Regions from separate parts of the Mus musculus genome. Here region 2 is linked to region 1. A link is a loop called in an ENCODE intact Hi-C map of the cell type or tissue named here. Cell type or tissue: heart. All regions are shown on one strand. Each heading gives the region's core, and the rest is flanking DNA. Links, peaks and the distances in the headings are about the cores only. Region 1 holds the start of U2surp (U2 snRNP-associated SURP domain containing). Region 2 holds the start of 1700065D16Rik (RIKEN cDNA 1700065D16 gene).

Region 1 (15,177 bases), core at 4,840-12,839:
CAAATCAGCAACTGGTGATCTGTAGTCTCCCCTCCCCCCTGAAACCTGCTTGCTCAGGGGCAGAGCTTCCCGCTCAATCGTTCTGCCACGCCCACTGCTGGAACATGCCGCTTTGCTGTTTGGAGCCATACTTGTGCTTACCCTGCTACTGGATTCCGAGATTATTTGGGCGGGAATCGGGCCCCCTCCCACTTCCTTCATAACTGAGTGTCGGAACAGTAAAATTGAGCTTTGATCAGAATGCCTGTCTTAACTGCATTTCTTTCTCTTGCCGCCTAGCCCCTCTTCTCTTCCAGGTTTCCAGAATGCCTTTCCAGGCTAGAACCCAGGCTGTGATCTGCTGGCCGGACACAACAGTGATCGATTCAGAAGGAACTGAGAGGCTCCACCAATCTGCCTGAGTCCTTGGAAGTGGCAAGAAGCTGCTGGAGTATCATGAGAAATTCTTTGATGAGTTAATCTCTACCAATTCATGACAAATACAGATCAGCAACATGATGCAAGATGAGCCAATACACGAGTGTCGTCAGCGAAGACTATCGAGGCAGAGCAAGCCAAACCAATGTCAGAGCATCCTCCCACTGTCTGGGGTCATAGTTACATTCTTTCTAAACACCACCGTCCTATCACGTGTCTGCTTCAGCAAAAGCTCCACTCACTTGTGTCTGTTTCAGCCAAACCTCCTTTCACTTGTCTGCCCCAGCAAAACATACGACAATACCGAGTTTCCATAGAAACCAGAAATTTCTATTTCAGGAAGAAAGGGCTTTACTAACTGAGGTACACTGCCAACTTGGAACAATTAGATTCAAGATCACTTTCAATATATGAAGATTCCACAATCATTTTTTAAAATTTATTTTTATTTATGTGTTTGCCCACGTGTGTACAGGTGACCTGAAGAGCGTGTCAGAGCTTCTGTAGTTGGAGTTACAGGTGGTTGTGGGCCGGGAGCCACTTGAACAAGGGTGCTGGTATCCAAATTGCAGTGTCCTTTGTGGGGGAAAAGATCTCCTAGGCATACAGTGGAGCATGGCATTCTTTGAGTTCTTAATCAGGCTCCAGATTCAAAGGAAAGTTTGCTGGAACCAAGCCAGGAAATGGAAAGGCATCCTGGGTAGAAGTAGTTGAAGTTAAAGCCGTATGGAATGTGTCGGTCTAACCTGCTGTGCAGGTCACCATAAACCATCAAGCTGACCAGGTGTAGGGAGGGGAGGGGAAATGAGCTCACAGGATGCTCAGATAACTGCTGTGGTTAGGAGTTAGAATTTTACTCTCAGGACGCAATATTGTCTTAGGGTTTCCATTCCTGCACAAACATCATGACCAAGAAGCAAGTTGGGGAGGAAAGGGTTTATTCAGCTTACATTTCCACATTGCTGTTCATCACCAAAGGAAGTCAGGACTGGAACCCAAGCAGGTCAGGAAGCAGGAGCTGATGCAGAGGCCATGGAGGGATGTTACTTACTGGCTTGCTTCCCCTAGCTTGCTCAGCTTGCTCTCGTATAGAACCCAAGACTACCAGCCTAGGGATGGCATCACCCACAATGGGCCCTCCCACTTGATCATTAATTGAGAAAATACCTTACAGCCAGATCTTATGGAGGCATTTCCTCAAGGGAGGCTCCTTTCTCTATGTTAACTACAGCCTGTGTCAAGTTGACACACAAATACATCACTATTAAGCCTCAGCCCTTACTTTCTTATTCATCCGCAAGATCTAAATAACTTTAAAAGCCCCACAGTCTTTGAAAATTCTTATATATTAAATTTTCAATTCCTTTAAAATATCTAATCTCTTTTAAAATCCAAGGTCTTGCCGGGCTTGATGGCACACGCCTTTAATCCCAGCACTTGGGAGGCAGAGGCAGGCAGATTTTGGAGTTCGAGGCCAGCCTGGTCTACAGAGTGAGTTCCAGGACAGCCAGGGCTATACAGAGAAACCCTGTCTCGAAAAACCAAAAAAAAAAAAATCCAAGGTCTTTTTACAATTAAAAGTCTTTTAACTGTGGGATCCACTAAAATACTTTCTTCCTTCGAGAGGGAAAAATATCAGGGCACAGTCACAATCAAAAGCAAAAATCAAACTCCAACTGTCCAGTGTCTGTGATCCACTCATGATCTTCTGGATTCCTCCAAGGGCTTGGGTCACTTCTCCAGATCTGTTCTTTGTAGCACACACCTTGTCTTCTAGGCTCCAGGTGCCTGCACTCCACTGCTGCTGCTGTTCTTGGTGGTCATCTCATGGTACTGGCATCTCCAAAACACTGCTGTCTTCCTCTGCAACTAGGCTTCACCAACAACCTCTCATAGGCTCTCTTCATGGTGCCAAGCCTCAACTCCTTTGCTTGAACCCTTTAAGTCCTGGGTCATCAGCTGCAACTGAGGCTGAACCTTCACCAATGGCCTTCCGTGGCCTCTCACAGGGCCGAGCCTCAGCTGCTCTGTGTGACCCCTTTATGCCTTCAAAACCAGTAGCACCTGGGTGACTCTTTACACATTATCAAGCCCTGCTACAGCACCAGGGACAACCTTGGCTATCTCTTTGTGCTCTCAGAAAACACTTCCCGGAAGATATCACCTCAATGATGCTGGTCTCTTCTTAATCACCCCTAATTTCTTAGCTCCAGGTAACCAGCATCAATAGTCCCAGTAATGCAAAGGTTTTGCTTTAGTAGTTCTGGTATCTTGTTAATCACAGCTTATTCTTCAGCTCCAGCTAACCAAAACCGCAGAATCTTCACAATCAAAATAGCAACGGCCCTGATAAGAGTCTCTAATCTCCCCTCTGAAATTTCACAAGCCAGGCCTCCATCTTCTGCAGTGTTGCAGTGTTCGTTCTCTCTCTCTCTCTCTCTCTCTCTCCCTCTCCCTCCCTCTCCCTCTCTCTCTCTCTCTCTCTCTCTCTCTCTCTCTCTCTCTCTCTCTCTCAGCTTTTCAAGACAGGGTTTCTCTGTGTAGCCCTGGCTGTCCTGGAACTCACTCTGTAGACCAGGCTGGCCTCGAACTCAGAAATCTGCCTGCCTCTGCCTCCCGAGTGCTGGGATTAAAGGTGTGCGCCACCATGCCTGACTTCTGCAATGTTCTCAACACTATTTTCCAAACTCCTACACAACATCCTCAGAGCTCTTAAAACCAAATGGATCTTCTAGCCAAAAGTTCCAAAATTCTTCCACAGTCCTCCCCAAAACATGGTCAGATTGTTACAGGAATACCCCACTATGCTGGTACCAATTTGTCTTAGTCAGGGTTTCTATTCCTGCACAAACATCATGACCAAGAAGCAAGCTGGGGAGGAACGGTTTATTCAGCTTACATTTCCATGTTGTTGTTCATCACCAAAGGAAGTCAGGACTGGAACTCAAGCAGGTCAGGAAGCAGGAGCTGATGCAGAGGTCATGGAGAAATGTTACTGGTTTTCTTCCCCTGGTTTGCTCAGCTTGCTTTCTTATAGAACCCAAGGCTACCAGCCCAGGGATGGCACCACCTACAATGGTCCCTACCCCATTGATCACCAAAGCAAGTCCTAGATCCAGGTGTAGTGGCACACACCTTTAATCTGGACCACATCTTCTGCTGGAGACCTACATAAAGACATTGGAAGGAGGAAGATTTGCTCTTCTTCACCTGCTTGCCTTGTAGAACTGGGCAACTGCTAGATCCTTGAACTTCCATTCACAGCTGCTTCTGACCATTGTTGGGGAGTTGGACTGCAGACTATAAGTCATCAACAAATTCCCTTACTATATAGAGACTACATATAAGTTCTGTGACTGTAGAGAACTAATACAGAAGTTGGTACCGGGAGTGGTTCTAGAGGAGCACTAGAAGTATAAGGATGAATCTTTTAAGAATTTGGAGTTGGTTTAATAATTCCTGGCACCAGGCTGGTGAGATGGCTCAGTTGGTAAGAGTACCCGACTGCTCTTCCGAAGGTCCGGAATTCAAATCCCAGCAACCACATGGTGGCTCACAACCATCCATAACGAGATCTGACTCCCTCTTCTGGAGTGTCTGAAGACAGCTACAGTGTACTTACATATAATAAATAAATAAATCTTAAAAAAATAATTCCTGGCACCTTCAACTATTGAAACCTCTTCAGATACTCTCTCTCCTGGGAGCTCCGAGAATATTGAAGACATGTGATTGAAACTATATTTCAAACTTAAAGAAGCTAATGCTTTTGCTTATCTTGACAAATTAGGTGATTTGGCATACAAAACTTTCTACAAGTTGGGGGAAAAATCAGAAAATGACTTTGCTGGCTTGTTGCTCTTAGTATCTCTGGGGAAAAATGATGAAGGAAAAGAAGGAGTTGTATGATAAAATTGAACGGCTCGAGATGCAAGTAAACGATCTAAAAGTTTCTAAGTGTGTCCTTGAAGAGAATCTTCTCTCCAGCAGCCATAGAGCTCAAGTTGCAGAAAATCAAACTGAAGCCCTCATTATAAGGTTGGCTGAATTACAGCAAAAATTCAAGTCTCAGCCTCAGAGGGTGTCAGCAGTTAAAGTAAGGGCATTGACTGCCTAAGAATGGGGCCCTATAATTTGAGATGGGGATGTGTGGGAGGACCCTGTTACAGCTGAGAATTTTGAATCTTCGAATTCTCAAGGGTTTGCCCCACCTGAGGAAGTAGTACCCTCAGCCCCACCCCTTGAAATAATGCCTTTTCCACAGGAGGAAATTAACCCCTCAGACTCTGATAAACCAGCAGTGACTTTCGCTGAAGAAAATGTCAGACAAAGCAATACTGATGTTCCTCAAGGCCCACTGATAGTTTCTTCTAAACCAATAACCAGACTCAAGGCAAAGCAGGCCCCTAGAGGGGAGGTAGAAAGTGTAGTCTATGAGGAAATTTGCTACACTACTAAGGAGCTTAATGAGTTTGCTAATTCATTCAAGCAGAAACCTGGTGAATATGTGTGGGAATGGATTTTTAGGGTGTGGCATAATGATGTAAGGAACATAAAACTAGAGCAGGCTGAGTTTATTGGCATGGGCCCTCTGAGTGGAGATTCTAGGTTTAATATGGAAGCTCGCACAGATAAAAACAAATGCCAGAAGTTTGAATGGTTGGCTGAAGTGTTTATCAAAAGATGGCTTACTGAAAAGGAGATGGAGATGCCTGGTATCCCTTGGCTTTGTGTTGACAAAGGGATTTTAAGGCTCAGAGAAATTTCAATGCTAGAGTTATATGTAAGATTATATGTTGTGTAATCCTCCAGAATGGGAAGGCCCAGAAGATATGCCCTTCACCAATCCTATATGATGCAAACTGGTGAGAGGGGCACCAGCACATTTGAAGAGTTTTATTCTTGCACTTTTCCTTGTGGCAGACCTTAGGCTTGGAGGTGCTGCTGCTCAATTAGATGAATTAAATTCAATGGATTTAATTGGGCCCTGAGGTAACAAGGGCCAGGTGGCAGCATTGAATCGCCAGAGACAAGGTGATTGAAGTTATTATAATGGACAGCGTAGACAAAACAATGTATATAATAACATTCCCCATAGTGCTCAGCACAGGAGAGGTGAAATTTATAATGGCATGACTCGTTTGGATCTTTGGTATTGGCTAATTAGTCAAGGTGTTTCCAGGTATGAAATAGATAGGAAGCCTACTTCATATCTGGTTGATCTGTATAAGCAGAAACATTCTCAAACAAATGAAAGAAAGGCTTTTGGATTGTGGCAAAAGGCAATCTTGGCCAATGAATCAATTTCTAGACTTGAGCCAGTTTGCAGACCCAGAACCCCTTGAATGAAGGGGTGGCCAGGTTCCCCTGAGGAAGGCTCTTGATAAGACACCTAAAAGTTTTGCTGTTAGCCTTTTTCCAGTTCTTTCCCAGAGGGACCTATGACCTTGTAAAGGGTAACTGTACACTGGTGGAAAGGAAATAATCAGACTTTTTGGGGTCTATTGGATACTGGTTCTGAACTGACACTGACCTCAGGAGATCCCAAGAAACATTGTGGCCCTCCAGTTAAAGTAGGGGCTTATGGAGGACAGGTGATTAATGGAGTTTTGACTGATGTCCGACTCACAGTAGGTCCAGTAGGTCCCTAAACATAATCTTGTGGTCATTTTCCCAGTTCCAGAATGTATAATTGGGATATATTCAGAAATTAGCAGAATCTTCACATTGGTTCCCTGACCTGTAGAGTGAAGGCTTTTATGGTTGGAAAGGCTAAATGGAAGCCTTTAGAGTTGCCTCTACCAAAGAAAATAGTGAATCAAAGACAGTATCGTATTCCTGGAGGAATTGCAGAATTACTGCCACTATCAAAGACTTGAAAGATGCAGGGATGGTGGTTCCCACATCTCCCTTTAACTCTCCTATCTGGCCAGTGCAGAAGACAGATGGATCATGGAGAATGACAGTTGATTATTGAAAACTAAATCAGGTAGTAACTCCAACTGCAGCTGTTGTACCAGATGTAGTTTCATTACTTGAGCAAATTAACACATCTCCTGGCACCTGGTATGAGGCTATTGATCTAGCAAATGCCTTCTTCTCAGTACTTGTCCATAAGGACCACCAGAAGCAATTTGCTTTCAGTTGGCAAGACCATTAGTATACCTTTACAGTTTTGCCTCAAGGATATATTAACTCTCCTGCCCTGTGTCATAACTTAGAAGGGATCTTGATCGTTTGCCTCTTCCACAAGATATCAAATTGGTGAACTATATTGATGACAGCATGCTGATTGGACCAAGTGAGCAGGAAATAAGCAACCACTTTGGATTCATTGTTAACACATGCGTATCAGAGGATGGGAAATAAATCCAACCAAAATTCAAGGACCATCTACCTCAGTGAAATTCTTAGGAATCCAGTGGTGTGGGGCATGCAGAGATATTCCTTCTAAGGTGGAAGGTAAGTTATTGCACCTGGCCCCTCCCACCACCAAGAAAGAAGCACAATGTTTAGTGGGTCTATTTGGATTCTGGAGACAGCACACCCCTCACTTGGGTGTGTTATCAGGCCTATTTACCAAGTGACTCTGAAAGCTGCTAGCTTTGTGTGGGGCCTGGAACAGAAGGCTCTTCCAACAGGTCCAGGCTGCTGTGTAGGCTGCTCTACCACTTGGACCATATGATCCAGCAGACCCGATGGTATTTGAGGTGTCGGTGGCAGATAGAGATGCTGTTTGGAGCTTCTGGCAGGAATATGTCTGGAGTGCAGGAGATTCCTTAGGGCATCTCTTAGTACTACCATGTCCTGTGATTAAAGTCAATGGGAAACTACAACAGCATAATCCAAGCAGGATGACAAAGAATACAGACCCATCAGGAATGAAGGTATGAGTCACTCCTCCGGGAAAAGAGCCAAGACCTGCTGAGGTGCTTGCCTAGGGTGGAGGAAATACAGAATGGGTGGTAGAGGAAGTAGTTATAAATACCAGCTAAGGCCTGAAACAAGGATTATAAAGAATGCTTCTGTTTTATTTTGTTAAGAATACATTTGTCTTTCTTCCAATTTCTTTAACATCAACTGGTATTTGAGATACTAAAAGAATGTTCCCAAGGGACATTGCCCCATTGTAAATTTACAAATGCATTTGCGATTGTATGAGGAATAGTTTTATCATGTTAGTTGTATTGATGACCTTGTTATTGTGTCATGTGGACATGAGATATTATTTGTGTCAAGTTGACAAGAGGTGGATTGTGGTGGCTATTCCTGGTTGTCAATTTGACTATATCTGGAATGAACTACAATCCAGAACTAGAAGGCTCACCTGTGATCCTGATCTTGAGGCATAGTGGCTATGAAAAGCTTAGGCCCAGGCAAGGTAGTACATATGCCTTTAATCCCAGGAGACTAAGTAAGGCAAGTCCCAGATCCAGGTGGGCCACACCTTCTGCTGCAGACCTACATAAGGACATTGGAAGGAGGGCTCATCCTTCTTCGCCCGCTTGCCTTGTGGGACTGAGCAACTGCTAGATCCTTGGATTTCTATTCACAGCTGCTGCTGACCACTGTTGGGGAGTTGGACTACAGACTGTAAGTCATCAATAAATTCTCTTACTATATAGAAAATACTCATAAGTTCTGTGACCCTAGAGAACCCTAAATACAAATATTTTAAATAAAGCTGTGATATGAATGCTGTAAAGTAGGTTTCACAATCTGTTCCGAATTTATTATTGGAACCCTGCTGTTTTTAATATATAAAAGCCTCCACAGTATTGTGACTTACAGAGACAGACATAAGGCTGTACAGTGTAAAACTTGGGAATAAGGAGATTGCAAAGTAACCCTGTATATAACTGACACTGAAGAAAGGAGCAGTAGGGGAGGGAACTGAAAGAAAGAATGAACTCTGAGAGTAGGAGTAGGCTCAGGAGACGGAGTCACAGAAGCAAGTACATTTACCATACAGAAGTTGAAGTTTATTTTTTGGTTGATGGGGGTATAGTGAAGGGGGTGGGGGAGCGACCAGGGAAGCATTAGTCTAGGAGGCTACATTGCTGAACTCTCTAAAAAGGTCAATAAGCAGGGCGGTAGTGGCACACGCCTTTAATCCCAGCACTTGGGAGGCAGAGGCAGGCAGATTTCTGAGTTCGAGGCCAGCCTGGTCTATAGAGTGAGTTCCAGGACAGCCAGGACTACACAGAGAAACCCTGTCTTGAAAAAACCAAAATAAATAAATAAATAAATATCAATAAAATCTGGTGGTAGGCGATGAGGTATAAATAAGCCAGGTACCAGAGATAGAAACCGTAGTAACAGGAAGCCAACGATCAGAAAGTAACGGTTGCTATGCATGAAAGTACAGTATAATACGGTTCTGTGCCCTCCAGCCCAAATGAATTTATTTCCATTCTCAGGTCCTGTCACACATCTCCAATTCTGAGCCTCTTCTCTAGGTCTGACCCTTATCTGTAACTGAAATCTAGGTGATGGCACACACGTTTTCTCCCAGCACTTGGGAGACAGATCTCCGAGTTTGAGGTCAGCCTGGTCTACAGCACAGGGACAGCCAGGGGTGGAATGCCGACAAACTGGAAAAACCCAAATCAAACCAAACTTACTCATTCCCCGCTTCCCTTCAATTAACAAAAAGCTTAGACATGGTGGCCCAAGACTAATTCCCAGGACCTGAGGCGGGAAAATCAGCAGTTCAAGGCTATCTTCTGCTACACAACTTTTGCGACTATGCTTCAAAGAAATAGGTGCGGGTAGCCAGAAGTCTCAGAGGGAAAAAGGCACTTGCTGAGCAAACCTGCCAACCTCATTTCGATCCCCAAATCCCACCAACTCCTTCAAACTGTCCTTTAACCTCCCCACAGTTGCTAGGGCGTGCCTGTACTGCACAGTAACAATAAACATGCTCGTTTTAGAACAGCGTCTATATTACGATCCATCCCTCCCCAACTCCATGCCCAGTCTATGCAGGTACCATGCTCCGACGTCCTAAACAGTTTTTATCCTATTTCCCTGTTTTTTCTCAACTCTGAAGTCACTGCTCACCATTTTTTAACGTGAGCAGATTGCAAATTTGCCTTGCCACCAAGGCCTGTGCCCCCTGGGGGATCGTGCGGCAAAGTGTCTCGACGAACTGCCTCATCAGCTGAGGTGAGACGCTCGGCTCACGTGGCTACTGCAGTTGCTTTAAAAGAGCAGCTTCCTTCCCCCCTCAGGAAGTAGAACCCGCTCGCATCTAACGCCGGTTGGCTCTGGGAGGAAAATGACTGAATTATCAGTTGGCCTTGAAAGTCGGGTCAAGGAGAGTCCCTAAATTCCGCAGGCGCGTGACGTGACTGGGCGCCGCAATTCACCGGAAGGCGAGCGGGGTGGGCGGGGCGCGTAAAAGCGCCTCGACGCGGAAGTCACGCGGCCCCGGCGCCGCGGAGGTCTCCGTCTCGGCGTTCGGCTATTCGGCCTGGCAGCCTTTCTGGCGCGCTCGGCTGCTATCTGTTCTCTCGGTGCTCGACTCACCCGCGCTGCTGCCTCCGCTGAAGGAGGAGCAAAGCTCAAGATGGCCGACAAAACGCCAGGCGGATCTCAGAAGGCCAGTTCAAAGGTAGTTTCTTAGAGATCTCCGTCAGTCAGGGGGGTCTCTCACCGTGGTCGAGGGCCTACAGAAGCCTCTGGCCTTCGAGGGTTTCCTGGGGCGAGGGGCTGAGGCCTGTTGGCCACAGTGGGCCTGGCACCGCTGCACCAAGGTGCGCAGGTTGAGAGGCCCGAGCGCGCGTCCGTCCCGACTGGGATTCAGCCCCACACCAGCGTGCCTGGTGGCGAGCGGGGCTGGTCACCTCGTTCGGCTTTGTGGGTCAGAGCAGTGGTTCCGAGGTGGTCCGGCGTCCTTGTATCACCCCTTGCTGCTCTCGGAGGCTGCGGGCTAGAGGCTGGGAGAGGCGGGAAGGTTCCCGGTCTTAGATGCCTGTTTCTTCCCCCCTCGTCCTCCCTTCTTTACTTTGGCTCTTACTCGTTCCTGGCCTTACACGGTTTCTCTCCTTGCCGTCCAGGAAATTAGGCTGGACGGGTTGCAAGGGTGTGCGAGAGACCCGCCAGTGGAGGGCCTGGGGTTGGGACGTGCGGAGGGAGCCGCTCTCTGAGCCTCAGGGTTAGAGCCACACTTCCCATGTGATTTTCCTCCCACTTCCCGGGAAGTGAAAAGTGAACAACATCCCTCTTGAGGGCCGCAGACTCAGGGTCTCAAGCAGTATGTGGGGTTTCCATTGGAAAGGGAAACTACGGTAGACGTGGAAATTGCCCAAATGCCCTTACATGTGAGTTTATAGGGAGCCCTGTGCATTGCTTGGGAAACCGTTGAACTGTAATTAAGCGTTAGTAAGGTTGGGTTAACAATTGGTGTTAGTTGCCATTTTGGCCAGCGTGTTTAATCCCATTTATTTACTTATCTATTTTGGATTATTTTGCTTGGAGATTCTCGTCCCCATCTCGGTATTAAAGATGCCTAAGTACTGCCATAAACCAGTGGCGAGGCTTGAGATGCAGAGATAAGGAGTTGGATAACATTTAAAGAGTCTCGGAACGTAAAGTGTATGATTATCTGTTTGCATTTGCTGTTTGGTTTGAGAAACAAACCAAACTTGCTCTCTTTCTAATAAGGCTGACGTTTATTTATTTGTTAATTTTTAAATTTTTGCCATTTTGCTGAATGATTGCCCCAGATTTACTTAGCAAGTAGTAAAGGTCTTACTAGACATTCTTCAGAACTATGGGAGGGCCCAGTTCTGGTTGTCCTTACACCAGACCTTTACTGTAAGTCAGCTTCCTTTTTCTCCAGTAGTTTTTCCCCTCCTTCCCTTTCTGGGGGAGCAGGTGAATGAAGGGGTACCTCATGATGCCACTCCTCCTTTCAGACCCGTGACCAGGACAGGTACCCACATCCATAGTTACAATTTGTTTTGATATTCTTCTCAAAGCATTTAGTATTTCCTGCATGAGGCCTGGGTAGATTGAAAGCTTTTCAAAGTATGTGTTCAGACTTTTTTCTAAGAGAATACTTCTCAGGACTCTGTGTAGTTTTTAAGTATTAAGTAGCTTGTTGGATTTTTTTTTTTTCATTCACACTTGTCAGTTTATAGTCCTTTAGATGTCACCAAAGGGTTCCTTACTCGTGTCTGAAAAGGGAATATTTATACTCAAGAGTTTTGCCAGGATTTTTCCATGTAATGGAAAGTGTTGTAATGGAATGGCGAGGTTATAGGTTTTGAAAACAAATACGATACCTAATCTCTTCAGCCTCAGGTTTTCTTATCTTATTACAGGAAAAAAATTCTTTTATAGGGCTGATAGAAAGATGGAGTTACTGTAAATGTTAGTAAATCTTACTTCAGTTTCTAAGTCTATATAGATCATCCACCCATCCTGCGTACTAGGTTTTTGAGCTGGGTCTCCCGTAGCCCAGGCTGGCTTGAACTTTAACCTTCAGCATCCTGCTGCTCCTTCCTTGTATTTCCCAGAGTTGGGATTACAGGCATGTGCCAACCGCTTCCAGCTCCCTTTTTTTTAAGGAACTAGAAAGCACTGATTTGGATTATTAAGTGTTGGCCATCATAATGACCACTCAAATTGTTGTTGTTTTTTTTTAATTTCAAATGTAAGTCTAGACATTATTAGATTATAAGATCATTTTGGCCTTAGTACAATATTTGGAATTTCCAGGCTTGTATTCTGTGCTGTATATCAAGTAAGTAGAGACTTCTGTTTCATGCTCTTGCTATGGTAGTTACATTTCCATCAATTTGGGTAGAGGTGTTTATTAGTCATTTCTACACATTGAAAGAATATTTGTACAAGATATAGGGTTTTTACCATTGACCATGATGAAGTCTCTATCTTTTACAAAAGTGTGCATGTCTGTGTGCACACATGTGCACCCTCATGCCGCAGTGTAGATGTGACAGAGGACAACGCTAGGTTCTAAGGATCAAATTCAGGCCTTCAGGCTGTGTGGCCTATGTCTGCATTCTCTGAGTCATGCTCATGGCCCCATTAGTGTTTCTTAATTACAAAATACATAAACCACTAGTTATTTTTAGCTTTAAAATTAACTTCATGATGTACACAGTGTATGTAGTTCTTGCTAAGGGGACTTGATGGGGGGGCACCCTTCCAAAGTCCCTTTTATTTTATGTAATTGTTCTATACTTTTCATTTTTAATATCTCCTGGTAGACACTGAGCACATATTTTAGAAATAAAATTTCCTAAGCAAAGTATTTCATGGCTTCAGGAGGGGGTTTGGAGCCATATTGTAGCTTTGTTTCAGAGCAGTAAGACAGAACGTATGGTTGTTAACCTGAGATATTGCTAGATATAAAAAAATAAGTTTACCAAAAATGTGTTATTTTGCCAGGCAGTGGAGGCCCATGCCTTTAATCCCAGCACTTGGGGGACAGAGGGAGAGGCAGAGGCAGAGGCAGGTGGATATCTGAGTTCCAGGACAGCCAGGCCTACTACACACAAAGAAACCCATCTTGAGAAACAAACAGAAACAAAAAAGAAAAAATATTGTTATTTTAACCTTTGTTTGCATGTTCATACAAGTGAGGATTAGAAGACAATGATTATATTTCACTGTGTGGCAGTGGCAGTACCTGTCTCCTTTTTAAAATACTGTATTTTATTTGTTGCGTGTGATTGTACGTAGACCTGGCTGGAGGCTGGAGGACCGGCCGCTTGAAGGAGTTGGGTTCCTTTCCTCTATCACTTGGGCCCTGGAGATCATCCTTTGTCAAGGATTGTCAGGCTTCGTTGGCAGCAAGCACCTTTACCTGGTAACCCGCTCTGCCTGCTCCAGTACCTTTTTTCTTTTTTAAAATCATCTCTTGTGTAACACTTTCTGAGGAGATGTGAACAGACATCTATCTGCTTACTCTAGGTAGGAACTGACAGGAAGATACCAGCAAAGTCTAGCTTGGTGACCCAGTGTGTTTTTATGGGTTTACTTACAGGAGTGTGGTTTTTCCAGGTAACTCCGCTTTTCTGAGAGTCTTCTGGGTAGCTTAGCTGGTCTGTTTCAGGTGGCTTGGCTAGGTGGAGAGTATCTCTTCTAGCACTCCTCACTACTTATATTCCCTTGTAGGGTATCTGGTTAGTTTCAGGGACTTCCTGCAGCTTTTGGATTGTTTATTTTCTAAGTGTCTCTGCAGGATGGAATGTTCACCTCCATATTCTGTGTCTTAAGATCTACTCTCCATGCCGGGCGGTGGTGGTGCACGCCTTTAATCCTAGCATTTGGGAGGCAGAGGCAGGCAGATTTCTGAGTTTGGGGCCACTGGTCTACAGAGTGAGTTCCAGGACAGCCAGGGCTATACAGAGAAACCCTGTCTCAAAAAACAACAACAAAAAAACCAACCAACCAACCAAACAAACAAACAAAAACCCCAAAACCAAAAAAACCCCCAAAAACCCCTAAAACCAAAAAACCAAAAGATCTGCTCTCCAACATGGATGCTTAGCTGCACAACACCATCAAAATTGTCTTATAGAGGTAAATGAATGAAACAGGAATTACTGAATCTTTGAGCATGTAGTTCTGAATTGACAGACTGAGTACTAGTAAAAAAATAGTAATGCTTAAAAAATAGTAAAATTAGAATCTATTCACGGCTTGAAATTCCTATTTATTTCCTCTGTGTGTGTGTAATGTGGAGATTTAAGTGTGAAAAATAGTTTGCCAGCTTGAAACTGGACCTTTAGTATGCTATGATTGCAACTTTATCTTAAAATATAAAGTGGCGCAACTTTTTAGTGGTTGGTTGTGTTTTGAGTGTAAGTAGGAAGTATGGTACCACTTCTCCCATTTCTGAGAGAGAGGCTCTTACTATGTAGCCTAGGCTATCTGTGAACTCACTGTGTAGCCTAAACTGGCCTTGGACTCTATTCAGAGTACTAGGATTATAGACTTGGACATCTTGTCCAGCTTAAACCAACCCCCCCTCCCCCATTTTTTTCCCTTCTTTCCTTTCTTCTTTGCTCCCTCCCTTCCATTTTTCTTAGAGATGGTCTAATGGGCTAGCCTCAAACTCTCTATGTAGCTTTGGATGACTTTGAACTCTTGATCTTTGTCTTCCACATCCTGAGTGCGAAGACATGTACCAACTCCTCTGGTATATAAATATCGGGGATCAAGCCCATGGCCTTGTGAATGCTGGGCACTCTGCTAATGGAATTACATCCTTGGTCTCTGACCTTCTATTTTTTTTGATTAATATGTTTTAGACTTGATTTTAGATAGATTTATTTTATGTGTATGAGTGTTTTGAATGAATGTACATCACATTTGTGTCTGACATCCAAGGAGTGAGAAGAAATCAGTCCCTTGGAACTGGAATTACTAGTGGTTATAAGCTACCTGTGCCCTGGTTCTCAGTGAGAGCAACAAGTGCTTCTAACTCCTCCAACTTTATTTTTTTAGACTTATTTTATGCATATAATGTTTGTCTGTCTGTCTGTCTATATATGCACCACACTCATGTCTGGTGCTTGTGGAAGTTAAAGGTGGTATCAGATCCCCTGAAATTAGAGATAGAAGTTATACACACACTATGTAGATCCTGGGAATGCTGGGTCCTCTGCAAGAGAAAGTAACAAGCATTCTAAACTGTTGAGCAGTGGCTCTCAGCCTTCCTAATGCTGTGATGCCTTAATACAGTTCCTCATGGTGTGATGACCCCATCCTTAAAAGTATTTT
Region 2 (15,177 bases), core at 3,914-11,913, 340 kb before region 1:
CCAAATGTTTGGTGATTGATTTTTAAAGTAAAAATTTCACTAAGAGAACAGTCTATCTACATTTCGACATGATAGAAAGCCTGTACTTCAGAATATCAACTTTGGAGTTAAAAATAGTTTTAGTTTACTATCTACTAGTTATGTCAACTTCACATCTCTGAAGCTATATAATATTATCTATGTTACTGGCTATTGTAATGGTCAAGTAATATAACAAATGTAAGATAATCAGTATAGTTCCTAAAACATAACAAATATTCAACAAACAGAAGTTACTATTACCCCTTCAAAAAAAAAAAAAAACTTATTTTTCTTTTTTGAGACAATATCTCATGTAGCCCAGACTGGTCTTAAAATTGCTATGTGGTCATGGATGACTTTAAACTTTTAATAATCCTTCTATTCTCACTTCTCAAGTGCTAGGGATTATTAGCCACAACAGCCAGCTTCCTTCAATGAAAATTACTGAATGTAGAGTGGGAGGTGTGATTTTGTGTTAAGATTACTTACCTACTACATGTAAGGTACTAAATGCAATCCCCTATCCATATAGACATGTCATTCATTCGTTCATTTATTCTTTTAAGACAGAGTCTCTCTACATAGCTCTGGCTATCCTGGAATTCATTATGTAGACTGGGCTTGCTTTGAACTCACAGTGTTCTGCCTGACTCTGCCTCCCAAGTGCCGGGATTAAAGGTGTGTGCCACCATGCCCAGCTCAGTTTGTTTGAAATGTTACTAGCTTTAAAGTTAGTTCATAACCCACTGTGAGTTGTTGTCCATACTTTAGAAAATATAACAGAAACTGAAAATGTGATTATAGTATAATTTAAGAACTTATGACAGAAGAAATACAGAACATCAATAATAAGAACATATAATTCAGCAGCAAAAAAAAGAAAACAAGTCCTAGGTGGCCAGGATGAGTCAGAAAACTTTTTTTTAAAGAATTATTTATTTTATGTATATGGGTACATTATAGCTGTCGTCAGACACACCAGAAGAGAGCATTGAATCCCATTACAGATGGTTGTGAGCCACCACGTGGTTGCTAGGAATTGAATTCAGGACCTCTGGAAGAGCAGTTAGTGCTCTTAACCACTAAGGCATCTCTCCATCCCCCAGAAAACACTTTTTGAAGGCTATATTATCAAAGCAGATACTATTAACAAATTTTAAAATATTTCATTATATAGGAAAAAGTTTGTTCTGCATCCTTTTATGAGAGAATCAGAAAGTGAGGAGCAGGCAGATTAATGGGGTAGTAACAATACAGTAAAAGTCTAGAAAAATGCTTTAACATACAGAAAGCAAATTTTTCTTAGAAGGCAATGTAGTTAAGTTTTGTTTTGTTTGGTTTTGGTTTTTTTTTTTTTTTTTTAAGATTTATTTATTATTATATGTAAGTACACTATAGCTGTCTTCAGACACACCAGAAGAGGGAGTCAGATCTTGTTAGGGATGTGGTTTTGGTTTTTAAAGAAAGTGTTTCCTCTGTGTAGCCCTGGCTGACTTGGAACTTGCTCTGTAGAACAGGTGGCCTCCAACTCAAAGATCCTCCTGCCTCTACTACTGAGCACTGGGATTAAATGCATGCATGACTACACCTGGTATAAGTATTTTTGAGTAGAATGTCTAAAAAAAAAAAAAAAAACCTTTGTAGTAATTTGAGATGATGTTCTAGTAAAACTGTCAAAATGAAAAAAAAAAAAGTAGCTGAAGCTGGGCATGCTGGCATATGTCTAATCCCAGCACTCAGGAGGCAGGCCAATCTCTGAGTTCCAGGCTAGCCTAGTCTACAAATGCATTCTATGCCAGCCAAAGGTACATACGAGACCCTGCCTCAAAAACAAAACTGCTACCACTTTTCCCCAAAAGCAAATATGACTTGTGGGAGCATGTAATTATATAAATGTGATATTCAGAAAAGCAGCAAAGGAGATCTAATAAAACTGGTTAAGGATTAACATAAAATAACAGCACTTACCAATACAACTGTCTTTGGCCTCATTTTGGCCCTGGCTTCCATTCACATTTACAAACATAAGCGGAGAAGACTTCATGATGTGCTGGATAAAATCAAGTAACATCACAGAGGTCGGCTGAGCGTCAGTTTTCTTTACAAGTTCTAGAGCAACTAAGAGATAAAAGATTCTTTTTAAAAACTCATGACAAAATATAGAGCTTTTGTTAAGAAACTAAATTTTGGTAATCAAAACTTTGTCCAGTGGAGTACTCATGCTACACTGATACATGAAGAAGTCCTATTATCTAGTATGTGTATGTGTATGGTATATGTCTATGTACATGTTCGTGTGTGTGTGTGTGTGTGTGTGTGTGTGATGAATGTGACAGTCAGAGGTCAATGTTGGGTGTCTGCTTCAATCATTCTCTACCTTATTTTTTGAGACAAGAGATCTCACTGAACCTACACTTCACCAACTTAGCTAGACTGGCTGGACCAGGTTTTTTTTTTTTTCTTTGTATAGCCCTGGCTGTCCTAGAACTCACTTTGTAGACCAGGCTGGCCTCGAACTCAGAAATCTGCCTGCCTCTGCCTCCCAAGTGCTGGGATTAAAGGCGTGGGCCACCATGCCCTGCTGACTGGCTGGACCAGGAAGCTCCACAGATCTACTGTGAGAATTGCAGCAATCACAGGTGTGCATTGCTGCAGCTGCTTTTTAAGATTGTGGTGGGAATTTAAAGGCAGCAAGATTAATGTCTGAGTCATCTTTCCAGCCTACCACTTAATTTTCAATGTCTAATAACCATATACATTCATCTATAATATAGCCCATTCTGCAAACATTTGTTATATAGGCCTGTAAGATGACAGGCACCATGCTTAAGATAAAACAAAACAAAAACAATAATCTGGTGAAGGAGTCAAAGAATTAAAAATAGTAGTTTGACTTGGTAATTCAGGATAAAATGAAACAATTCTGGAAAGATCCCATGAAGGAGTTCCTATGGCTGAGGGAAAAGGCAAGTGGTGAGAACAGAGGGAGACCCAGAGGGAACCATATCTTACAAGTGTTCATAGCCCTTTGCTCTCATTTTAGCAACCTATGACTTTGTAGACTGAAAAGAACAAAGTTTAAGTGGTTATAATAAATCACAAAATGTGTTGGTACCAAATTTCACTTTTTTTTTTTTTTTTTTTTGCAAGTTGTTGATAAAGCCCATATGATTGGACCCAGTCAAATGTTTTATAACTAATGCATTAAAGAATTCTAGGAAGCCAGTAGAAAAATCATGGAATAATAGAAACACACCCTTGATTTTAAAGCCTAAATTACATTATGTTTTAAGTAATAAGCAATACTGAGTAACAATTTGCTGGAAATTACTATCTATAACAAAAACTAACTCTGACTAAAACTGCCTAGAGGAAAAACAGGTAGTACAATGTTACACGGAAAACCATTGAAGTTCATGGAAGAAATAATTCCCTCTTACCAACATTTACATCTGTAAGTATTCTGTCAATGAACTGGCAGAGAATCTGTCTTGGTTTCTGTACAACAGTGTTATATTCTTCTGGAGTAGCACTGAAATACAAAGTAAAGCTTGTTAAAAGAGGCACTATGGGAGCAAGCAAGATGGCTTAGCAGGTAAAGGCAGGCTGCCAAGCCTGGCCTTAGTTCCATCCCCGGATGGATATAGTGGGAGGGGAGAAGTAACTCCCATGAGTCATCCTCCACATGGACTGTGATGTGTGTGACCCTCCCTCCCAATAAATAAATTAATGTAAAAATGTTTTATTAGAGGTATGGTGGCACATACCTATAATTGGAAGCTGAGGCAGAAGGCCAGTGATTCTAGGCCAGCATAAGCTATTTAGAGAGATTCTGTCTCTACAAACTAATCCAGCAAAGAGCATTTCATCTTTAAAAGGACCTACTTTTCAATTTGTACAAAAGCTCTCTAAACTTGAACCTAACAAATATGATTGGTTTAAATGTTAACATAGACAGTATTATACTTCTTAAAAGTGAAAATCTAAAGATATTACTAATTTGGGGCGGGGAAAGTCTTAAATGCCAGTGCAGACAGCTAACCTTCATATTTTAGAAATGTGCAGCTCAAAATGGCAGCCATTAGCCACATATGACTATTTAATACTTGAAAAGAAGGTTATTCCAAATTAAGATGTATATAAGATACATATTGGATTACTCATACTTGGACAAAAGAATTAATGTTGCATTAATCGTCTTATATGAGTTACATATGAGTGTGATAATATTTGGATATAATGAGCTAACACAAACCCTATAAAACAAGGTAAGATACTAAGCCTAATTTGGATCTGAGGATGCTCTGGAAGTTAAATCACTGGAGATCACACAGCTCAGATTAATGGAAGCCTGGGATATAAATGCAATTGTGATTAATAAGACCAGAGAGATACCTAGGCTAGCTAGAAGAGCCGTAAGGAGACACAGAAAAACTGAGGTTTATTCTAAATGCCACAAAGGTTGGAATTTCACAAAAGGAACACTGGCTAGGATCAGATCAATTTTAGAAAACATCTTTTGATTTTATTTTGATAAAATATAAATTACATAATGTTTACTATTTCATTATTTTAAAGTGTATATACTTCTATAGAATTAAGTTCAGCACATTACTACCACTCATGTAAAGAACTTTTTAACCTTCCCAAGCAGCAACTCTACACCTAATAAGCAATAATTTACCATTTCTCCTCTTTTATTCCCTGGCAATATTCATTCCACTATTTTATCTTCATGAGCTTGACTATTTTAAGGTTTCTTCTATTTATGGTATATTTACCTGTTTGTGACTTTTTTTTTAAGATTTATTTATTATTATATCTAAGTACACTGTAGCCATCTTCAGACACACCAGAAGAGGGCATTAGATCTCATTACGGATGGTTATGAGCCACCATGTGGTTGCTGGGATTTGAACTCATGACCTTCTGAAGAGCAATCAGTGCTCTTAACTGCTGAGCCATCTCTCCAGCCCCTGTGACTTATTTCTTAATTCAGTGGTTCTCAACCTTCCTAATATGTGAACTTTAATGCAGTTCCTCAATTCTTGGTGACTCAACTATAAAATTATTCTCATTACTACTTCATCATTATAATTTTGCTAGTTATGAATCATAATGTATATATTTTTGGAAAGAGGGGTTTACCTACAGGTTGAAACTCACTAGCTTTGTTGTAGCATATTAGAATGTCTTTCCTCATCATACTGAATAATACCATGTTTATGCCACGTTTGGGAGGATTATATTTACTCATCTGTTGAGCATTTGCTTCCACCACTGAGCTATTGTGAATATCAATGCTTTGATGAGCAAAAGTGTAAACATATATGTTCAAATCCCTGTTATAAATTCTTTTGGGTATATATTATAAAGAATTGTCATGTTATGAGGTAACTACTCTATTTACCCTCCTCCTTTAGTAGCACCTTCATTCCACTTCACAACCGTTAAGTTACACTATTTTACTTCTATACTAACAATGTACCACAGGGTCCAATTTCCCCATATCCTTACCATTTCTTTTACATATCAATAGTTATTGTAATGGTCTGAAATGGAATCTCCTTGTTTTGTTTTTGAGGAGGGTTAAGTTCTCACTATAGAGCCCCTTTTAATACCTTGATAGCTCAAGCTGTCCTCAAACTCAGTGAGCCTCTTGTCTTGGCCTCCCAAGTCATCTCACCAACTTCCTTGTGTGGTTTGGATTTGTCTCCCTTACTTTTAATCATATCAAACATCTGTGTTTTCCTTTACTTATTAGCTATTTTATATTCTCTCTGGAGAAAAATCTCAATTTCCTTATTCATTTTTTTCATCAAACTTTTTTATTGTTGAATTATGTAAGTTTTTAATATATTAATAGCTGTTAAACTTAAAATTTTAATCATTTTAAAAAGTCTGTATGCGCATGTGAGATATATATGTATGTATGTACATATGAATATAGGTTCTTGTGCCACGGTACATGAGTTAAGGACAGGGAACAACCTCAGGTGTTGGTCCCTGCCTTCCAGAATTTCAGTGATGACAAAATTTGTATTATCAGTTTTCCAAAATCACTTTATCTCATATACTTTTAGACAGAAATTACTAAATTCAAATTTTTAATGATTTTTTTTTTTGCTCCCACAAAGTCTATTTGCCACATTCATGCAAAGTAAAAAAACAAACATACAAACAAAAAAACCCTTCAGACAGTACAAAAGTGGTCTTTTCATTTATCCTCTAATTTAGGTTTTCGGTTTTTGGTATGGCCAACAGGAGGAAATGAACATCGCTGCGGTGCAAAACTAAAAGGAAACTGATAGCTCACAGACTTAAGGTCAGCACTAACTCTACGTGCAAACTTTCCAGCCTGAGAGAACCGACTTGAGAACTCAATGGCTGCGGTGTCCTGACAGAGGAAAACCTAGAGCGCAGAAGGGGCGTGGCAAGCGCTAATTTCTGATTGGAACCCGGTTCTCCTTTGACTCTCGAGGTTGACAGAAACAAGGGGTTTGCTTCCCCCCACCCCCTTTTTTCTCTTGTCTTTGTCTTTCCAGAGGCAAGGTCTCACTATTTAGTCCTGGCTGGCCTAGGGGCACCTCTGCCACCCAAATTCTGGGATTGAAGGCGGCGAGCCTCAAAGAGGCAACTGCAGATGAACACCAACGCGTGTTTTAGTTTGGGGGACGCTGTGCACGTTGGACTCCGTGGACCCGTGGCCAGTCCCGGGGACTTCCGACTAGAGTAGCGGGCTGGCCGACGCTCGGCCTCTCTCGGAGGAGAAACCGCCGCGCTTCCCTCAGAAGCGGGGCCGTGATTCCCAAACAAAACCTCAGCCAATGGATTCCGTCAACAACGACCAAAGGACCAGGACCCGGGGGAAGTTTTCGGGAAGCAAACGAGTGTGGTAAGATGGCCAGAAGAGACCCTTCTCGAGGCCAAGCGGGAAGCAGCTCGCGTGGACTGGCTCCCCGCGAGCCGAGCCGCGGCTGCCACGGTCACCCCGGCACGTGGGTCGCCACGGCGCTCCGGCCAACTGCCACTGTGAGGGAGGGAACGGCGGCCACAGGCCGCGGCGCGGGCCGAGGAGACCCGGCGACTCGAAGCTGGCGACGACGCGCGGCCCTACCTGGCCAACTCCCGCAGGGCGGGGATCATGGACGCCAGCTCCAGCCCGTGGTCGCCCATGGTGACACCGAGCGGCTCTCAAAACAGCCGCCGCCGGCGCCGGGCTTCTCCACAGCCGCCTCCGGTGGAGAGGGCGGAGCGTCGACGGAGCCCCGCGAGGTCCAAAATTCTCCTCCCGGAAGCCGCTCTCGGTTGCGGTTGGAACCCTGGGGAAATCCCAGAGGCGACAGGGGCGGAGCCGACAGCGGACGTGCCCGCCCACTTTCCCTCCCAGGCGAGTGCGTGACCTACTCCACGGGTATTTTTTGCTCAAACCTGGATGCTCAGGGAAGCCGTAAGCTAGGATCTGGGTCGGAGAGGGACCTGACGACCCAACAAAGTTAGATATTTCACTATGTTCGAATGGCATATTTAACTAGGTAAGGCCATGCAGTAATCCTTACATTTGCTGTTTAGGACACAAGGGTAATTATTGATACAACCTCCAAAAATAAAATTAAAAAGTGGTGGAATGGCAGCCAGATGCGCTCTGACTGCAAAGCTGTACTTTGAACACCCATCCCTTTGCCCCGTTTCCTTCAGTGATGCCCTGTGACGAGGAACTTTAAGCTGAAGCAAACCTTTTCCTTCCCAGGTCACTTTCCATCATTGTGTTCCATCACAGCAATAGAAACCTAACATAGGACAGGCAACTATGAAAAATAGTGTATCTGCTAAAAAGCAAGAAAAGCTAGCTATTTTGAAATCATGTTGAGAAAGATGACAATAATGACAGAGCTGAGGGCACAGTCCAGTGGAAGAGCACTAACCTAGCTCGTGAGGCTCGGGCACAGAGGACCTAGAGTACTAAACAAACTACAGTTAAACGATTTTAAAAAAGAAGGCATAGTTGCACATGCCTACAATCCCCTTACTTTGGGTATAGAGGCAGAAGGATCAAGAGTTCAAAGCCATCCTTAGCTCTATAATGAGCTCAAGGGCAGTCTGGGATACAGGGGAACCCTGTCTCAAAAAACAAAACAAAACCAAAAGCCACTACCACCACCACCAACAACAACAACAACCCAGTATGTAATTCATCACTGAGTAGCACTGCAGTTCTGAAGTGCAGGACCCCAAACAGCAGAGCTCTGGCAAATCTAATCCAAAAAGCAATTTTTGAAACAATTATTTGTTTTTCACTTTACATTCCAATACCACCCCCTCTCCTCCCAGTGCCGTTGGTGGGCCACCATGGGCAGTCCACATATGTCCTAGGCTATCTGTGAATATGATCCAACACAACTGAGGGACAGCACCATCACCCAGTGTCGGTAAGTGGTAGGGAGGTACTGATAGCTCTCCACAGAGTGACAATAAGCTGGCCACAGCACTACATGGCTATAATTCTAGCACTTTAGAGGCGGAGGCAGCATGGTAACCAGCTTAAGCCGCCTTAGGTTACATGGTGAGGCACAGTCTGAAACAATAGCAAGAGCTAGTCAAAGCTACCCTTGAGTTTGGAGGGGGGTGCAAATCAGAATGAAAGGAAGCTGGCAGCCATTTATCTGGACAGCCTTAGTGATACACCAATAAATGAGAGGCAGATGCCAAGGCCAGTGTCGGTCCTCCCTCTGAGGACTCTCTCTCTCTGCCAAACTCTGCAGAAGAATTTTTCGTAAGGCTGATTCTATTTTCATCTCCCATTCAGTCCTAACCCAGTATTTATTATACTCTGCCCTTGTGTCCCTCCCCCTCCCTGCCCTAATTCTCCCCAGAATCACCAACAGTTTCTCTTTTTCTCCTGTTGCTGCTGTTGTTGTTGCTTATTGAGATTGGGTCCCCCATAGCCCAGGCTGGCCTTGAGCTCACTATGTAGCTGAGGATGACCTTGAACTGCTGATCTTCATCCCACCTTCTGGGTACTGGGATTACAGGCAGGTGCCTCTATATTTAGTTTACATAGAGCTAGAGCTAGAGCTCAGACTCATGGTGTGGTGGTTTGAAGGAGAATGACCCCCAGAGGCTCATATATTTGAACACTTGGCATCCCCAGTTGGTGGAACTGTTTAGGAAGGATTGCTGGAGGAGGAGTGTCACTAGGAATGGGGGCAGGTGGACTTTTAGATTTCAAAAGCCAATGCCATTTCCAATTACTTCTTTCTCTCTCCCTCTTCCTCTTCCTTCTCTTCCCTCCCCGTTCTCCCTGTCTCCCCATTCACTCGTCTCTCTTCCCTCTGTCCAGTGCTTGTGGATCAAGATGTAAGCACTCAGCTAATTCACCAGCGCCATGCCTGCCTGCCTGTCGCTTTGGTCTCTGCCATAATAGTCATGGATTCCAACCCTCTGAAACTGTAAGCAAACCCCCAATAAACTGTTAATCTCTAAGTTGCCTTGGTCATAGTGTCTCTTTTTCCAGCAACAGAACAGCAACTAAGACTCATGCCTTCCTTTATGCTAGACAGACACCTAGACAGACCTTCCAGATGATCTTGGAAGCAGCCCCACAGACTGGGATCACACCCCTGAAATCTTTCTCTCCTTTCAAAGCTGCTGTAAGGAACTGACAGGCGCAGCTAGCTGTGGTCAGGAGTCTCACAAGCCTGCATGCCTCTGTCCTCACAGCACTCATAAAAAACAATAGCCTCATCTCACTACCTCACTGCTGCCCAGGGGCCAAGGCAGCTTGACTAATGTCACACATTAACTACCCCATTCCCCTAGCCAGTGTCTCCTTGACTCCTGTCATCCATGTCCCGCAACACAGGTCATCTATTAACTAAGCCTGCTTCCTCAGAGTGCAAGGATCACACCCTCCCTTAGAAGCCTTTAAGAATGTGCACTGGCTTGGTTTTGTATGCTGGGGACTGAAGCCTCTTTCCTTAGGCCCCAGCTGTTCTGCCTGTGGAGTTAATAACTGTCTTAATAAAGCTCTCAGTGCCTTCCTCCCGGGTCCACCTCCCCTCCTCTCATGGCTTTCAGATGGCTAAGTCCAATAGAGACTGATCACTTTTTTCTTCTTACACGATTTGCCGGTCTAGATTGCTGCATCCCTGGAATGTGTTCTCTGATTAGCCCGTGTTTTAGCAGTATGTCCTTTGCCATCTTTCTTCACTTTTCCTTAGGGGTTTCCCCCTCTCTTTTTTCTTTTTCCCCCTCCCCAACTGCACGGCACCAGGGGTCTTCATTGCTCCTTTTTATTCTTGGGTAACTTTATTCCTTCTGAAGACCTCAGGTAACTCCCATCGCTTGAGCACTCTGGAGCTCACTACCTGTTCCCTGCGAACTCTTCGGGCTCTGTTTCATCTGTCTACCTCTTTACCGGATTTTACTACCTTAAATGTTCTCAGGCACTTTATTTTTGTTTGTTTGTTTTTTTTAATAACAAGAAAACAAAGCAGAACACGTCTACAGGGAAGGCGAGCTAGACCGGGTCTCACATGCTTAGACTAGCCTTGAACGCTTGCTTCTCCTCCTCCACCTCCCAAAGACAGGGCTTTCAGAGCTGCACTAACACAAATATAACAAAAGTAGGTAAATAAATCTACCACCCACCCAAGAGTTCTCTCATTTGGTCAAGTCTCTGTCCCCACTGTTCCCACTTGGGCATCTGACCTGGGACCTTGTGCAAGTATTCTACTGAACTACACACCCCAGCCTTCACCAGTCTCTGTTAATTTACGAACACCCTTCCAATGCCCCCTTTCCCCAGGTGGGTAATTTTAAATGAAATCCCAGATGTACCATCAATGTATCTGTGATTGCTTTGGTTTGTATTTCTAGAATTCTATTTCCTAAATATCAAACCCACAGATTTCCTGTCAGATCTCATCACCACATTCTGTTCTCAGTTGATCATCACGCCTTGTCTAACTTATTTCCCAAGCGTTCTAGGGTGTGTTAGTGCAGGTCTGTAATCCCAGTCTTTGGGAGGTGGAGGCTGGAGGAGCTGGGGCTCAAGGCTAGTCTGGGTACGTGGGGCCCTGTCTAGCTTGGTTTCCCAAGGCTTACTTTTTCTTTAACCCATCCTCTATATTGGGGGCTTCCTGCCTTTTTTTTTAGGTTAATAGTATTGTTAAAAAAATTTAAATATATGTTTTAAGTTTTGCTTGTTTTGTTTGAGACAGGGTCTTGGTGTGTACCATTGGCCAACCTGCAACTCAATCCAAGCTGGCCTTGAACTTGCAATGATTCTATTACCTACCATACCCCTGTCTCCTGAATGTGGGGATTACAGTGTGAACCACTATGTCCAGGAAGTATATGTCTTTGTGTACAGGTTTTATTAAGCATGTAGATTCAGTACTACATTCTACAATACATAATGTAAATCGTAAAATATAAATCTTAAGTGAGATTATGTAAGCCACTTTAGAAATTACTTTCTGTACTTAAATGTCTACTGCCTTAGTATACAAACTCATTTGGTAATTTGTGTATTTTCCTTTCTGTGGTGTTGAGGACAGAACCTAGGGCCTCATGCATGCGTGTCTAGCATTTGGGAAGATGGTGTTTGGGGAGGCAGGTGAAGCTCTAAAGCAGAAAGTTTGGTATATCCAATGTCCCTGCTATTTGCTAAGCTTTGTGTCCTAGGAGTGTGAACAAAGTTATACTAACCAACCTGAAAATTTTTCATTAGTCATGTATATAGGATTTTCCGTTAGTGAGAGTTACTATCAAAATGGCCGCTAGGTGGCAGTACAGCCCCATTGAGACTTTTGTGACTGCAGTGCTGAACATGCTGTTTTTCATTTACTGTATTATGTCAGGGTTTCATTGTATAATGCACCGTGGAAAGGGCATACATTTTAGTAAATCCTAAATGAGACAAGAGTGTAAACAGTTTCAAAGTTTCTGTACTTGGTATATGAGTTAGTTCTGTTATTGGTGCATTGTTACTTTTTGTGGCGCTGGCTATAGAATATGAGGCCTCTGCATGCTTACTTAATAAGCCCTCTGGTACCAAGCTATCACCAGTCCTCCATAGTTGATGTAATTTCAGGAAGGCTTGGAGCTGTTCTACTCTATAGAATACAGCCTTTGCAAAAGTCAAGCCTTCTCCAGTAGGATGGTTATGGATTGATTATTGTACATGGGTGAAAGTTACAAGGGAGAATAGGTCTGTTGTTATCTGCTGGGTATAGTCTCAAGTGATGGGCGCTCTAACTATGAACCATCATTCTGAAACTTTGTAAAGGAAAACAATAATAATTCCCTGGAGACAGACTGCACAAGTGTACCCGTCTCATTTAGTAGAGACACGGAAATAAAACCCAGACCGAATCTACTCAGCAAAGCCATTTGTCTTTCCATTTCTACAACAGTTGTGTGTATATATACACACATATACACATACATACATACATACACACACACACACATACATACATACATACATATATACATACGTACAAAAACTAAGGCTTCACTGAATTTAGAAGTGATTTATAAAGGACAAAGACTACCCACACACATGGTAGCTTTCTGAATAGGTAACAAATTGTTGTCATTGAAATTGAAAAGGTTTCCAATATGACCCTGAGGGTGTATAAAATATAACAGTAATGATTAGAATAATTGTTTTTTACTGTTTTCAAAATACTTTCCTGTTCCAGGTAGTCGTTCAAGCTGATTAAGCAGGAGGGAAAGCTCTGAAATGTGACCAAGCACCACAATAACCTTTAAGGAGAGCTCCGTAAAGCGGGCTTCTGGAAACATGCCCAGAGGTTCAGAGGAAAGAGAAGTCAGAAAGGAAGTTCAGATTTTACATATCTTTTTTCAGTTACAGGTAAATGTAGAAAATAATTACTTCTGGCTTTCAGAAAGGCAGCGTCAGAGAGTGGGGGCAGGCAGGTCATGCACCTGGGTTCTTGTGTCACCAAGCGGCCCAGAATCTCGAGACGCTGTCGCTTTGATGCCTGCATAATTTCATCTGTAAGCAGCGATGGGTGTCTGGGGAGTGTGGCTCTGCCATGCTGCTGCATGTCTGTTTGTCTGTTTTCTCGGATGGCTTGCCATCTGTCTCAGCTAACGTGTGAGACTCCTGTCCCCACTGCCGCTGCTCAGTGCGCTCACTTCCCTCTAGGACAGTTGTTCAGTTCCAGTTGCCCTGACTCGTCTCTGTCCACTTCAAACGCCAGACTGCCCATTTAGCTTTAAATTCCCATCACACCTTCACATTCCTGAAGGCTGACTTTTTTATGTTTGTTTCTTTGTTTGTTTGTTTTTTGACAGGGTTTCTCTGTGTAGCCCTGGCTGTCCTGGAACTCACTCTGTAGACCAGGTTGGCCTCAAACTCAGAAATCCACCTGCCTCTGCCTCCCAAGTGCTGGGATTAAAGGCATTCGCCACTACTGCCCGGCTAAAGGCTGACTTTTAGACACACAGCAGCCCTAGCAGGAGAGGAAAGGATCAAACAGAAGGGGTGGAGACTTGTTTCCAGCTCTGTCTTATTCCTTAGATTATTCTTTTTCTCCTCTAAGTGATGTTTTTAAAAAATAAAATTAACATAAATCCAGAGCTGAACTGAATGTTGTTAAACTGGATATTGCCCTTTTCCCTTCTATTGCTTTCTACTTAATTCTATTTAAAAAAAAAAAAGCTAAATAAACTCAAAATGTTTATCTTATACTTCCTGGTTTTCTTCAGCATGCATCACGGTTAGACTTGGTACCCATCAACAGATGGATGGATAAAGGCAGTGTGGTTTGTATACACAATGAAATACTATTCAGTCATAAAGATGAATGAAATAATGACATGTGCAGGCAGCTGGGCAGGGCTGGAGATTACTATGTTACCAAATAATCAGACTCAGAAAAGACAAATATCATGTTTTCTCTCATGTGTGGAGTCTAGATAAAAAACAATAACCAAACCAATGACTCACTGCAGTGAACATTTGCAAGTGAAGATGTGTGACACACTGTGACATGCTACAGCTATTGTGACAAGATGTTTCCTATGCTTTGGTTTGGTTATTTTTTGTTTTTGTCTTTGTATTTTGCCTTATTTTTTCTCTCTCTCTCTCTCTCTCTCTCTCTCTCTCTCTCTCTGTGTGTGTGTGTGTGTTATTTTGGTGGGGAGGTTGCAAGGGCAGCGGGAAGATATAATGAGACGGAGAGATGAGTGGGACTGGGTTGCAGGATGTGAAACTCACAAAGAATCAATAAAAAGTTTTAAAACAACAACAATAACTTGAAAATAGAAGAGGTATTTGGGGAGAGAAATGTGACAAGAAAAGGACAAGAGAAGGTAATGGGGCAGTTGAAATACGGTAAAAGCATGTTAATTATGTACATGGATGAAAAGATTGCAGTGAAACCCATTGTTTTGTGTGATCAATACTTGCTAAACTGATTTAATTTGTTTTTTAGGTTTTTTTTGGGGGGTGGGGTGGGAGGTAAGGGTCTAAGTGTAGCCCTACCTGGCTGTCCTGTAGTAGACCAGGCCTTTGCCTCCAGAGTGCTGGGTTTAAAGGCTCGAGCCACCATTGCTCAGCTGCTAAACTGTTTTTAATGGATCTAGTTTTTCTGAAATCCAAAGTGAAACTGGTGCCTGTGGTGGCCACTGATTATGGTTGTCCAGAGTTTGAAACCTTGCGTTCTAGAGAGCAAATGCCAGCTAAGTCACAGGGACTCACAAGTCCAGGATGTCGACAGAGTAAAGACATACCTTTTCATGGACTAGTTTTGTGATAACAGCACAACTTTGGAATTGATCTTGAGTTGAAATTCTATTCCTTTGTGCGTGTGAGCCTGTACAGTAGTTAGCAGAGAAAACATGGGCTAAACAGTAGCAGTGACGGTGGCAAACGCTAGAGTGTCCTCTGTGTGATAGCCCTTCTTTTATCAAATGGCTAGATACACTCACAAACCAGATGAATCTTTGCAAAGTGTGGGATCAGAAAAGATGGTCTTTATATGAGAGATTTAGTTATCTAATTGCCTTCAGTTTCTATGTAGTTGTGCTATGGAAAAACGTGAATTTGTTTTTTTTTTTTTGGTGCATGTGTGTGTATTTGTGAATGGTAGTTAAAGGCTGACATTGGGTGTCTTTTCC

The links. Hi-C counts contacts between places; a loop is a spot of excess contacts. Peaks named below come from ENCODE experiments on the same cell type or tissue, not always from the same donor. Only the 100,000 strongest peaks of a DNase experiment are listed, where the experiment ranks them.
Region 2: it touches region 1 in a loop (7-fold over the local background); 18 of 42 quality-filtered maps call a loop at or near these places.

What each region holds. Positions count from the first base shown.
Region 1 is chr9:95,506,673-95,521,849 of GRCm38, reverse strand. It overlaps U2surp (U2 snRNP-associated SURP domain containing), which reads left to right and starts at 9,854. Exons shown (of 28, transcript NM_001357974.1): 1 at 9,854-10,033. The coding sequence starts at 9,989. In heart, for the core only: a CTCF peak has its summit at 9,549; a DNase peak (open chromatin) is centred at 9,849; H3K4me3 peaks cover 2,770 bases; H3K27ac peaks cover 2,165 bases.
Region 2 is chr9:95,849,745-95,864,921 of GRCm38, reverse strand. It overlaps 1700065D16Rik (RIKEN cDNA 1700065D16 gene), which reads left to right and starts at 7,040. Exons shown (of 2, transcript NM_001271569.1): 1 at 7,040-7,415; 2 at 9,362-9,504. The coding sequence starts at 7,166. The coding sequence ends at 9,474. Atr (ataxia telangiectasia and Rad3 related) reads right to left here and starts at 7,325. Exons shown (of 47, transcript NM_019864.1): 1 at 7,139-7,325; 2 at 3,462-3,553; 3 at 1,990-2,139. The coding sequence starts at 7,197. In heart, for the core only: a CTCF peak has its summit at 11,791 (motif pointing right); DNase peaks (open chromatin) are centred at 7,311 and 8,731; H3K4me3 peaks cover 1,806 bases; H3K27ac peaks cover 1,872 bases; H3K27me3 peaks cover 335 bases.